Linked DNA regions of Homo sapiens: all the other regions are linked to region 3. The links are chromatin contacts, found by Hi-C or POLR2A ChIA-PET in ENCODE. All regions are on one chromosome and are shown on one strand. Each heading gives the region's core, a stretch centred on a gene start or an enhancer-like site at or near the end of the contact. The rest is flanking DNA. Distances are from core to core; before and after follow the strand shown.

The links. Hi-C counts contacts between places; a loop is a spot of excess contacts on that map. ChIA-PET counts read pairs that join two places held with the same protein, here RNA polymerase II (POLR2A). Pooled maps may share reads with other maps.
Region 1: a pooled map shows a loop between it and region 3 (2.6-fold over the local background). The contact joins the promoter of MYO7B-AS1 here to the enhancer-like site in region 3. A Hi-C loop is called at or near these places in 1 of 168 maps with a recorded cell type or tissue (CD4-positive, alpha-beta T cell), 1 of 37 single-sample maps with no recorded cell type and 6 of 50 pooled maps. POLR2A ChIA-PET finds 5 or more read pairs at or near these places in 2 of 52 experiments (activated CD4-positive, alpha-beta T cell and activated CD4-positive, alpha-beta memory T cell).
Region 2: a loop to region 3 is called in a map of CD8-positive, alpha-beta T cell, with 19 times the contacts of the local background. The contact joins the promoter of WDR33 here to the enhancer-like site in region 3. A Hi-C loop is called at or near these places in 1 of 168 maps with a recorded cell type or tissue (CD8-positive, alpha-beta T cell), 2 of 37 single-sample maps with no recorded cell type and 7 of 50 pooled maps. POLR2A ChIA-PET finds 5 or more read pairs at or near these places in 1 of 52 experiments (activated B cell).
Region 4: a loop to region 3 is called in a map of CD8-positive, alpha-beta T cell, with 4 times the contacts of the local background. The contact joins the promoter of SFT2D3 here to the enhancer-like site in region 3. A Hi-C loop is called at or near these places in 4 of 168 maps with a recorded cell type or tissue (B cell, CD8-positive, alpha-beta T cell and naive thymus-derived CD4-positive, alpha-beta T cell), 9 of 37 single-sample maps with no recorded cell type and 12 of 50 pooled maps. POLR2A ChIA-PET finds 5 or more read pairs at or near these places in 4 of 52 experiments (Panc1, activated CD4-positive, alpha-beta memory T cell, activated naive CD8-positive, alpha-beta T cell and 1 more).

What each region holds. Positions count from the first base shown.
Region 1 is chr2:127,629,218-127,632,145 of GRCh38, reverse strand. It overlaps MYO7B-AS1 (MYO7B antisense RNA 1), which reads left to right and starts at 1,362. Exons shown (of 3, transcript XR_923314.3): 1 at 1,362-1,771; 2 at 2,587-2,709. MYO7B (myosin VIIB) reads right to left here. Exons shown (of 48, transcript NM_001393586.1): 35 at 2,320-2,501; 36 at 1,238-1,368; 37 at 783-940; 38 at 393-546.
Region 2 is chr2:127,809,791-127,812,629 of GRCh38, reverse strand. It overlaps WDR33 (WD repeat domain 33), which reads left to right and starts at 1,459. Exons shown (of 22, transcript NM_018383.5): 1 at 1,459-1,618. LOC124907885 (a long non-coding RNA gene) reads right to left here and starts at 1,379. Exons shown (of 2, transcript XR_007087230.1): 1 at 487-1,379; 2 at 1-118. RefSeq lists enhancers at 1,158-1,227, 1,498-1,787, 1,808-1,887, 1,968-2,047, 1,454-2,394 and 1 more.
Region 3 is chr2:127,087,066-127,089,765 of GRCh38, reverse strand. The region is part of intron 1 of BIN1 (bridging integrator 1); the gene reads left to right. Among named protein-coding and RNA genes, the nearest start is that of BIN1, 19 kb to the left of the region's middle. RefSeq lists an enhancer at 2,215-2,700. Within about 2 kb of position 1,450, at least 2 of the 41 ENCODE cell types and tissues checked have a DNase peak (open chromatin) inside an H3K27ac peak, as active enhancers do.
Region 4 is chr2:127,699,929-127,702,849 of GRCh38, reverse strand. It overlaps SFT2D3 (SFT2 domain containing 3), which reads right to left and starts at 1,353. Exons shown (of 1, transcript NM_032740.4): 1 at 1-1,353. The coding sequence starts at 1,321. The coding sequence ends at 674. WDR33 (WD repeat domain 33) reads left to right here. Exons shown (of 22, transcript NM_018383.5): 22 at 1-1,823. RefSeq lists a silencer at 595-1,274 and enhancers at 1,594-2,115, 2,035-2,404, 2,116-2,637, 1,632-2,831.

The sequences.
Region 1 (2,928 bases), core at 113-2,612, 540 kb before region 3:
TAGAGGGCCCGAGGGGGAGGGCACCTGCCAGGCTGCACCATGCCAGCTGTGCCAGGCTGCCCGATGCCACGGGCTTTCACACCCTCAAGATGGGGGCGGGTGGGCATTGCACCCATTTTGTGGAAGACGACACTGAAGCTCAGAGAGGTCATGGCCTGCCAGGTCACACACAGAGGGTGGGAGTGGGCAGGGCCATCCTCTCCTGCTCTGACCACCCCTAGGACATCAGCAGAGCAGACCAAGGGCCCAACCCTTCCCACTGCTGAGGCAGGAGCCCAGGCAGGGGTTCTGCCGCCACCAGCTGCGGTGTCCTCTCTGAGCCTCGGTCTGGCCTCAGGGGCCGGGATGAGGACTGAGGGTGCCCGCGTGGGCTGGCCGCCGCCCCAGCAGACCTGTTGGAGTTGTGCGTCAGCTGCTTCAGGATCTGGCAGTAGACCTCGTCCTGGAGGGCCGGGTGCTGCAGGGCCAGTGTGAAGATCTGGTCGGTGAGCTCCAGGGTGGGCCAGGCCTGCCGAGAAGGGTAGTCGCCCATGTACCGGAGGATGGGTGTGGCTGTCAAGGAGCACAGTGCTGGGGCAGCCCCACGCTGACACAGACTGGGGATAGACGCTGACCCCGACCCCGGCCCTGCGGTGAGCCATGTGTGGGCTCTGTCCCGCCACTCCAGGTTTCTCAGATCTCCTGGGCTCTCCTGCCCTAGAGCACAGCTGTAGGGCCAGGATGTGCTGGGTGCCTCTGCCCTGGCATTGACGAGGTGCAGGCAGGCTGGTGGGGAAGGATATCGACAAAGATCTGGCAGGCGATGTCCCAGAGGTCGACGTTGGCGTGGACTCGCTTGAGCAGCGGCTGTCGCAGCGGCTCGCAGGAATAGGCCCACAGGTGGCCACGGGCACGGGCCAGGGGCAGCACGGCCATGCTCACCATGTCCTTCTCTGGAGCCCTGTGAGGTTAGAGGCTGGTGTGAGGCCTGCCCTGTGGCCTTCTCTGTCCCACGCTTCTCTGTCCTCTGACACCCCTGAGTGGCTGTGGGAGGGCCAGAGCACCCCACCCTGCCGCAAGCCCCTCCTGACTCCCCTGGCCTGGGAAGGCCAGGCAGGCTCCACATGGGTGGCGTGGCCTCTCTGCAGCTCTCAGTGGGTGCAATGAGGTGGAGCGGGGCTGGGAGCAGGGGGTGCAATGAGGTGAGGTGGGGCTGGGAGGTGGGGGTGCAATGAGGCGGAGCGGGGCTGGGGGGCACCTGAAGAACTCATAGGAGAACTCCTCCAGGGTGTGCAGCTTTTCCTTGGGTGGCTCCTCAGGACGTGGCTCTGTGAACTGCCCCTCCTGAGCCGCCAGCTTCCTCTTCTCTGGTGACATGGCAAGCAAGCTCTGAAGGGGGCACAGGCCTGTGGGTGCCCAGGAGCCACCGCCCATGAGGCCCTTCCTGCAGGCTCCTCCCGGCCTGGCAGCCTCAGTGACTTGGGAGGGGTCAGGCCCAGGGCTGAACAGGCCAGGGCTTACCCACACCCCTGTCACCTGCCGTGTGACCCAGGACCATGACTCTACCTCTTGGTGCCTGTCTCCTTTCCCTTGGGAGGGTGAGTGCCAATGGCTGTGGCACCCACATCACCCGTTCTGGGGGCCACGGCACTCTGGGTTTCTCAGACCCCCAGCTCCCCAGCTCCCCTTCTCCATGGGGCCACCTCTCACCCCAGCCCTGCCTGCCTAGTCTGCCACCAACTTCAGGCCTCAGCACAAATGTCCCTCCCTCGGGGATGCCTTCCCAGACAGGGTAAGTTCCCCACCCTATTATTTGTTCCTCTCCTTGGTGGCACTTTGCACAGTTGCCATCCATGTGTCATTATCTGCCCAAATGTCTGCCCTGAGGGTGGAGCTGCTATTATGCCCAGACTCGTACCACAGGCACAGGGCACATACTCAGCACTCAGTATGTACATGTTGCAATGCCTGCCATTCCTGCCTCCGGAGAGGCTGGTCTTGGGGGCTGGGGTGGGTGGTTCCCTTGTGCAGGGAGAGACTTGAGTCCCCCTGGGTCAGAGTGTAAATGAGGCAGAGAAAGATTGGGTTTGTCCCCCGGACACCCCCATGATGGAAGAGGGAGGGAACACCCATTTATTGAGGACCTACTAAGTACCAAGAGCTGGGCTGGCACTGCACACACACCTTGCCGCAGGAATGGTGGGGGCTGCCCGGGTGGCCCTCCTGGCCTCTGCTAGGTGGGCTGCAGGCCCTGAGCTAGGCCTCCCAACTAGGCATCCCAGGACTGCTCCACCCTGACCTCGGGTACCCAGGCTGAGGACAGGGGAGCGTGCCAGTTACCAGCAGCTGTGCCGAGGGCTTAGTGACCGTGGGGATGGTGTAGAGGCAGGCCATGGGCACCAGCCCCGTCTTGCCTGTCCTGTCGTTCTGGCCGAGGGTCCAGTTCTCAGAGGCCAGCAGCCCCTGCTTCTTTGTGAGGACCAACAGGTCCCCCTTCTTGAAGGCCAGGAGGGTGGTGTCATCTGTAAGGGCAGGGAGGCTATTTGCTGAGGGCTCTGCAGGGGCCAGAGGCTGTGCTGGAATTTTGTGGGTCATCTCCTTTGACAGATGAAACCGAGGCATAGAGTGGTGGGCAGAAGACCACTCCAAGAGTGAGCGATGGTGGGACTGGAACCTCAGGGGCCTCAGACGGCTGTCACCTGCTGCAGCTGCACAGGCACAGAGCCCAGGGTGGGTGGGGGCTCGAGAGCTCTGACTGCAGCCCTAGCCCTGGGAGACCCTCGGAGGGCTGACCAGGAGCCAGGGATGAGGGAGGGGAGGATGCACAGGCTGGCAGTCCCCACGCCTGGCCTGAGTGCTGCCTGCCTCTCTAGACCCCTTCCTTATCTGGAATTTGGAGATGGCAATCCTCTTTCCCTCCTGCGGTGGCCGTGAGGACTGAATGGGGCG
Region 2 (2,839 bases), core at 210-2,709, 720 kb before region 3:
TGTCCTGGTACAGGTCATTAGTCTGAGCTACTAGGGAGGCTGAGGTGAGAGGATCACTTGAGCCCGGGAGGTTGAGGCTGCAGTGAGTTATGATCACCCTGGGTGAGAGACCTTGTCTCTAAAAAAAGAAAAAATATAGAAGTTTATAAACATTTCTGATGTTATCATAAAAACTTTAGATACTGTGTAATGTCTGCATGATAGTCTACGTATGGATGTGCCATTATTTAATCACTGTCTGCTACTGTTTCCTTTTTTTTTTGCTATCATTAATACCTCAAAGATTAGTACACAAATCTTACTCACATCTCTGAGGCTATCCTTAGAATAGATTTTTGGAAGGGGATTATGGAGTCAAAAGTAAGACTTCTTTGAGACAGGGTCTTACTCTGCTTCCAAGACTTAAGTGCACTGGCACGATCTTGGCTCACTGCGCCCTCCAACTCCTGGGCTCAAGTGATCCTCCCACCCCAGTCTCCCAAGTACCCATCACAGGAACGATCACAGGAAGGCGGTCACAGGAACGCACCCCGACGCGCAAAGATGGGATCTCGCCATGTTCCCCAGGCTGGTACGATTCCTGATTCATACTGGAGAACAACTTGCTGTGCAGTTATATTTTGAACCTCATCAAAATGGAATCATACAGCGTCCTCTTCTTTGTGCCTAAGTTAACAGTAGCTGCTATTCGTTCAGGCTGTTGCGTTTATCCGTAACTTCCTATTTCTCTGTAGAAATCCACTGTATGATACACCACAATTTAGCCACTCAACTGCTGATGGACATTTAGGTTACCAGTTTTTTACTACTACGAATAAACGTGCTATGGACATTCTTGCACATGCCTTTGGTGGACGTATGCACTCATTCCTCTTGAAGTGAAATTTCTGGGGTCACAAGGTAAGCGTACATTTAGCTTTGGCAGAAACTGCAGCGGTTTTCCAAAATGGTTGCATCGTGGGGCTGTTTTTCTATCTTGGTCGCTGGACTTTAAGCGAGGCGTAATCTAGAGGCACAACTGGCTCGGGTAAGGCGTGGAGCCTGACTGTGTGCCGGGATCTGCCAGGGCTGCCACCAGCTAGCTGCACGGGTGAACAGACTCAGCAAGGTGCCACAGTGGCTTCCCACAGATCCACTCTCGGTGGGCTCGGTCCAACGACCCGCTATGTCTGCCGTACTGGCCCCGTACAAATATACTCATTCACATACTGGAAAACGGGGTGTTTTTCAGAGCATACACGTTAGCTCACACTGTAAAAAAAAGTCAGCACTGCGAAACGCAGTCGCTTCTTTCCTCCAGGAGGTAGCGCGTCCTACTCGCTCCGGAACAAAGGAAGCGCTCTGCAGGGTCTCGCGGCTCGGCACCTCACCTAGGCACATGCGCAGATCGAACCTCACAGAGGCCCGCGGTCCAGGCGCGCGTGACGTAGCGCCGTCCCGCCAGTGCGTGATGACCCCAGAGCGTGCGTTCGGTGGCCCATAGGGGAAGATGGCGGCTGCTCCTTTGGAGGAGCGGGATTGAGAGGATCGGGGTGGGGAGACCAAACAAGAGAGACATTTCTGGCTCTGAAGGCGAACGCTTCGCTGGCCATTTAGGAGCTCTGCTCAAAGCCAGACGGTGAGTGCGGCGGCGACACGGGACTGCTCGCCTGCAGCAGGCAGCGGCACTCTCCGCCATTTTCGGGCTCGGCCGTTGCGTGCTTTGGGGGCCTGGACGGGCGCCTGGGCACAGGTTGGAGGAACTGGGAGAATCGACCTCGGGGCGGCTGTTCGAGGCAGGTTCGAGACTTATGGGAGGGGGCTGGAGGCTGGAGGCCAACCGGGAAAAGCGGCCATGGTTAGAACTAAGGCCCTGACTGGGAGCGGTGGCGACGAGAAGACGTAAGTCAGGCCACAGTTAAGACGTGAAGTTTGGAGGGAAATGCATTTTAACTGAGGTTTGGGGCGGGAGTGGAAAGAAGTGGGCCGAGTTGAAGTAGTTGGTTGAAAGGGTCAAGGGAAGTTAACGTGAAATCTGCAAAACAGCTGAAGACTTAGCCGTGATGTTATCGTGGCTTGAAATCGGTGCTTATTATAAGGATGAGGCTACAGCTTGACAGGCAAAGCCCTGCTTTTTTGGAATAGTTGTATTTCTATTTGGTTTGTGCTAGATCCCTGTTTCTGATTTTAAGTTGTCTTCTGGCAACTAAGTAGTGAGGATCTTAGCATGCCTTCTTAAAAGAAATGACAATGAATGTTTGTACTTGGTTGTAACCCTTGGGATTAGTGGCCCCTTCCGGAGTAAGGAGGAGGCGGCGGCGGCAGGTCGGTAGGGAATTCCGTAATTGGATCTATTTAAATCAAATCAGAAAAATACGGGCTACTTGTAGAAAGCCTGTCAAGAATGTTTTAAAGTAGTTTCTACACACATGATCTTAAGTTGACTGTTCAGGAACTTTGGAAGACATTAGAATATGAACAAAAAGCCTGCACTGAAAGGAACAACTCTGGGGAGCGTAGACTTTACTTTTTTAGTACACTCTGGAGAGCTAATGCATGCTATATATACATATATATGTGTATATATGTGTGTGTGTATGTATATATAGCCTGTGAATATGGTGCAGTGGTAAACCTACTTAATTCAAACCTTTTAGTGACAGTTATGCTAGTTGTACCTCTTGTGGCATTTTTCATTTCCTCGCCTTAATTGCATTTTACCCATTTTTTATTACTGTAAGATACTTTTGCTTTTTTTGTCTCCTTGACCGGGAGAAGATAAAATATTGTATAGATTTGAGTTTTTGCTGAGACTTGAAGTTCCATATTTAGACTATCTTCTTGAAACTTGGGGAGAAAT
Region 3 (2,700 bases), core at 201-2,700:
TGCTCCCAGCACCTTCTGCCCCAGCAGTGTCTCCTACCAGAAGGGGTTCCTGGCCAGCTGCCCAGACTAGATGCCCTGAGCTGGTCATCCAGAGTGGGCAGTGGGAGGGACTGAGGGGCAGGTGGGTGGGGCCGGGGTGTGATAGAAACCTGACGGTGGGGTGTGTCCAGTCCACCCCAGGGTTCCTGGCCATTGTGTCTGCACCTTCCTCCTGGACATCTCTGGGCACTGCAAACTCACTGTGACCCCCAGCTGTTACCCCAACACGTGTCCCCATCTCAGGTGATGACCACCCCTTCCCTCTAGTAGCTCAGATCACAGAGTCCCCTTGCCTCCCACCTGGGTCAGTGCAGTCAGCTTCTGAACAGGCACCCTGCCCCACTGCGCTCCTGAAGTGTGTACACGCGCCAGCCTGGGAGCTTTGCAGGCTGCAAAATCAAGTCTTGGCTCAGAGCTTTCCAGGGTTCCACGTTCCATGCTGGGTTTTAAGGGCCAGAGTCTTCCAGGGGCCTCTGTGGTCCTGGGGGCCGAGGCCGCATGTGCAGTGGTTAAAGCTCCTCACCGATGGACCCAGGCCTGGGGTTGGGATCCTGGGCCTGGCTGCGTGACCCTGGGGAGTTGTTAAGGCAGTGCCTCAGTTTCCTCACCTGCAAAGTGAGAATATAATAGTATTTCCTTCATGAGGTTATGGAGGGGTCCACCATGAGGCTATGGAATCATGCCCAAGGGCTCAGCATGAAGCCTGGCACCTGGTGTTTCAGGGCCTCCTGGTCCTCCCTGCCCCCTGCCACTCTCAGCCACGCCGGTCTTGCTGTCCTGTGGCATCCCTCCCGTCCACCTCAGGGCCTTTGCACTCACTGAGTTCTCTGTCCAGTGAGTTCTACCTTCTTCTTCCTTCCTGGCCTGGTGTCTTGCTCCTTCATCAGGTCTCTGCTCAGCTGTCACTTCCCTGAGTTCCTTCCTAAGAGCAGCCGCCCTCTCCCCTCACCCCCAGCCCTTCAGTGTCTCTCTTTTTTTTTTTTTTTAAGAGATACGGTCTTGCTCTGTCGCCCTGGCTGGAGTGCAGTGGTGCGGTCCTGGATCACTGCATTTTTTGAACTCCTGAACTCAAGGCATCCTCCTGCCCTAGCCTCCCCAGTAGCTAGGACTATAGGTGCACACCATCACACTCAGCTAATTAAAAACTATTTTTGGTAGGGGTAGGATCTCACTATGTTGCCCAGGCTGGTCTGGAACTCCTGACCTTAGGTGATTTGCCCCCCTCAGCCTCCCAAAGTGCTGGGATTACAGGTGTGAGCCACCGCACCCGTCCCCCTGCTGCATTTTTGTTCGGAGGCTCACAGCACCTTTCAACATTGCCTCCCTCCTAGAGTGCTGGCTCCTCCAGGGCAGAGACCTTGCTTGGCTTCCCATAGAGCATGGCCAGGCACACTGCCACCAGGGCACGTTGCTGAGTCTTCAAATGCCTGTTGTGAGGTGATAGTGCAGAAGAGGAAGCCACCTTCGTTTTTGGGTGGGCGTTGGCAGGGGAGGCTCTGATTCTGTGCCTGTCCTGCTCTTGGCACCCCTCTCAAGGAACTGAGTTATGAGAAGATCCCTCCTGCGTCTGGCCAGCTCACCCACAGTGTGACCACCACAGCCACCAGGCCCTACAGCCGAGAGGCCACGTCCCAGAGCCGGGGTGGGGACTCTTCACAGTGGTGGGTCTGGTGGAAGGTTCCTTTCTTCCACTAAGTGCTGGCTGGGTGGGGAAGAAGCTGGAGGGTGAGGCCTGGGCAGCTGGCTGGGCGCTTGATGATGGTCTGGGTGGGCGTAGCCCTTCTAGAAACTCCTCTGTTTGCTGGTGGACACCTGGTTCTGCTGATGGCTAAGAATAGACTCAGCTTGGGGGATGGTCCCGAGGGGAGGGGAGCCAGTCATGATCCAGGGGGTCCTCCAGCCCTCCTGGTTGGAAGGTGGTGGGGTGGCTGATAAAATCCAAGGGCTTGGTAGCGGTGGGCCGTGTGCGGATTCTAGCTCATTGCTTACTGACATGGGACTCTCGGTTTCCTCACTGTGAAACGCCTCCCTCCCCTGCCAGGATTTGGAGCACATGTGGTCTTTGGATGAGCGGTTCCTGCTCTGCCGTCCGTCCTGCACTGCCCTTGGCTGGTCCAGCCCCGCCGGCCACTGTGAGAGTGCTCACCCCAGCCCCCTCCCAGCCTGACTCTGGCCCCTGCTGCCTCCACTCACGCTGTGTGCTCTGCTCGGGGCTCCCCAGGCCACCGCAGCCCACCCTGGCTTCCTCTGGGGTCCACGTGGCACCACCCTGGCTGCAGGCCATAGGCTTATCTACAGAACCGGCTGGAATTTCAGGCACCCTGGGAGGGATGAGAGAGAGGACGGGGAGGGGGCCTTCCTGGCCTGGAGTCAACTGGACACTCGTTCTCTGGGGCGGGAGCCTTCCCTTCCAGCTGCAGAGATGAGTGTGGAGGAGGAGACCCTGCAACTTCCTTCCCCTCCCCCTTCTTTCTCAGGGGCGGGGCTGGGCTGCCAGCTCTGATGCAGACAGGACCTCCAGGGGCCGGCCGGGCTGGGAGGGCTCTCTGTGTTTTCGTTTTTGACCATCAAAGCATTGTGGTGGGGCTGACGTAGTTGGTCAAGTTTTTATTGTCAGTTAAGGATGTAAAAGAGAAAACCCAACACCACTTTTTGCTCTCA
Region 4 (2,921 bases), core at 104-2,603, 610 kb before region 3:
GATCCCATGCTTCTTGGGGCAGGAAATTTCTTTTGGTCCGTCGCTTTCGTCGTGAAATACACAACTAATTTTCCTTTCATGTTATAAGGCACCATATTTATGATTTTGTTAACTGAAGAAAAAACCCGAGATAAACCATCTTAAGTACTTTTAAAAGTCCAGTGGCTGAATTCGGTGTTTAATCTGATACCCTTCTGGATTCGCTGACACTGGAGAGAATAATTTCCAAGTCTTAGTATAGCCAAAACAAAAAACTACCGTCGCTAAGCTACATCTACCACTGGATTTTAAAATGACAAAACAGCCTGAGAAAAATCACAAGAGCAGCTAACTCGAAGAAAAATCCTTTTTCTTTACTCAGCCGAACCTAAGACCACAGTTACTTCGAAAGCAACTTCTAATAACCGTCTCACATCCTGTCACCAGTTCAATGACAAAATCTCAGTTTTCAGAGCGTGTGCCAAGTCCAGCACAAAAAGCTGACATCGAGGAGCTCCCAACGCTGCTGTCGCCTCCGCTGGCAGCAGCCGCTCCCGGATTAGACTCGCAGGCTGTTAGGGCAGGGCCTTCGCCACGGGCTTCCGCACAGCGGCGTGCAGTCCTCAGCTCGGCCGGCGCGGTCTCCGACGGCGCTGGCTCCGCGTACTTCCCCAGCGGCGAGGGCGCGAGGTCCTCACACGGGCAGCACCTTGGCGAGGCCGGCGCCGCGGCCCAGGCGACCCAGTGCGAGGCGCAGCGCGGTGCCGCCGCCCCAGGGCAGCAGCCCAACCAGCGCGGCCAGCAGCGCGGCCACCTGCGCGCCCGCGCCCAGCACCGTGAGCAGCGTGCTGCGAAGGCCCAGCGCGGCGAACAGCGTGGCGCCCAGCGCTGCCATGTAGAGCAGCGCGGGCCGGGACGGCGCTTCTTCGCAGCGCAGCAGGCGTCCGCACGCCGCGCCGCCCCGCAGCAGCGCGCTTCCCGCCAACGCCAGCGCCGAGCCCAGTGACCAGAGCAGCGCGAACTTGCGCGCGCGCAGCAGCAACACCGGTGCGTAGAGCGCGGCTAGGCCGAAACACAGTGCAGCCAGCAGCAGGCACCCGCCGCCCGCCGCCAGCCGCTGCCCGCGCGTCACGCTCGGGAGGCACGTCAGGCCGGCCGCTGCCGACTCCGCAGGGCTCCGCGCCCACGTCCAGCGCAAGCCCGCGCGGCCCAGCCACTCCTCCGCCGGCCGGTCCCCGGGCTCCTCCGCCTTCTCCGCGGCGAGCAGCGGCTCCGCGGCCGCCGGGCCGCCAGCTTTCCCCTGCGCCAGGTACTCCTGCAGCTGGCGGTGGAGGTCCGCCATCTTGGACAAGGCGGTGGCAGAAAGGAAAAGCTGCGGCTCACTTCCGGCCCTCCGCTGAAGCGGTTCGGTCTTCGGGCGGCAATTGGTCGGCGACGGCGAAAGGGGCAGGGCCTGCGGCGCTCGCGGAAGTGCCGCGGTGCCTGCTCTGCGGACTTTTGTGGTGTCCCCAAGTACCGTGGTCGCAGGTGCTGCCTGTCCGCTTGCAGTCGCCCTCCCAGCGCCTGACCCTCTTCCTTGTTCGGAGTAGGCGCCCTTGCGGTCTGGCTAAGTCCTGCCAGCATTAATAGTTGGAAGGCAGGGGTGGGTGTGGTTCTAAAGGGGCACAAGAAGTGACCCTTTTGCTGACGGAAATGTCTTATGGCCTCACTGCGTCTACCGTGGCGGTGATATTGTGCTAGTTTTGCAACATGGAGGAATGGGTAAAGGGTACACAGAATCTCTCTTGTTTCTTACAACTGAACACAAACAGTGATCTCAAAATAAAAATTTAATTTTTAAAAAAGTTCAGACCTGTGTAACTCAGGTGGGTTTTTTGGGGAAAGTTGCGTTCTGATTAGTTACCTCACTTGTAGTAATAGTGACCATCCTGATCATTTACCATGGGGTTGATAAAGGAAGGGTTGACACCCAGCACCCTCAACCTGCTTCTCTATTCTGTTCTCAGTTTCGGCCACAGGCCTGGCAACATCCTTGACTCCTTCGCGCCCCTTGTCCAAGACTCGGTGCTGCTGTCCCATGTGTTTGGTGTCACTCTCGTGCTCTGGACAGCGCCACGCCCAGGTGTCCTGACTCATCGTCACATCACTGTGACAAGCTGGCTCGCACGCAGGTCAATCCTGATCTGTTCCCAGGCCGCACCCACGTGCCCTGCTGTTTCTCAGAGCCTCCTAGAGGGTGTTTGCTTGTGGTTCCTCTCACAGGTCAGATTCCTCCAGATTCTTCCAGCTGCCTCCACAGCTCCCCTCACCACCTTGGCTTCCCCTGGGTGGCCCTGTGTCCTTTGTCCTCTGCCCTAGGTGGATGTAAGGTTAACGGCTTCCTGCTGTTTGGCTTCTCAGCCTTTCCATCCCCTGTGTGTAACTAATCTCCCCCATTAAGTTCCTTTTAATGCTTTCTGTTTTCTTGGTTGGATCCTGGCAGATGCAATTCTTTTTCAAAATATATTCTGATTTGTTATCTCACTTGATAATAATAGTGACCAGCCTGATCACTTAGCATGGGCTAAACCATTAGGATGGCTACAATCAAAACAAAAAAACAAAAACACACCAGAAAGTTACAAGTGCTGTCAAGGATGTGGAGAAACTAGAAGCCTTGTGCACCGTTGGTGGGAATGTAAAATGCTATATCCGCTGTGGAAAACAGTATGGAAGTTACTATAAAAAAAAAATATATATATATATATATACACACACACACACACAGACACATATAAACGTATATACACACATATTTGTATACAGTTATGTGTGTATGTGTGTATATAATTACAATCCAATCCAGCAGTTCCACTCTGGATATATACCCCAAAGAATTGAAAGCAGGGTCTCAGAGATTTGTATAACTCTTCACAGCAGAACTATTCATGTCAGTCAAGAGA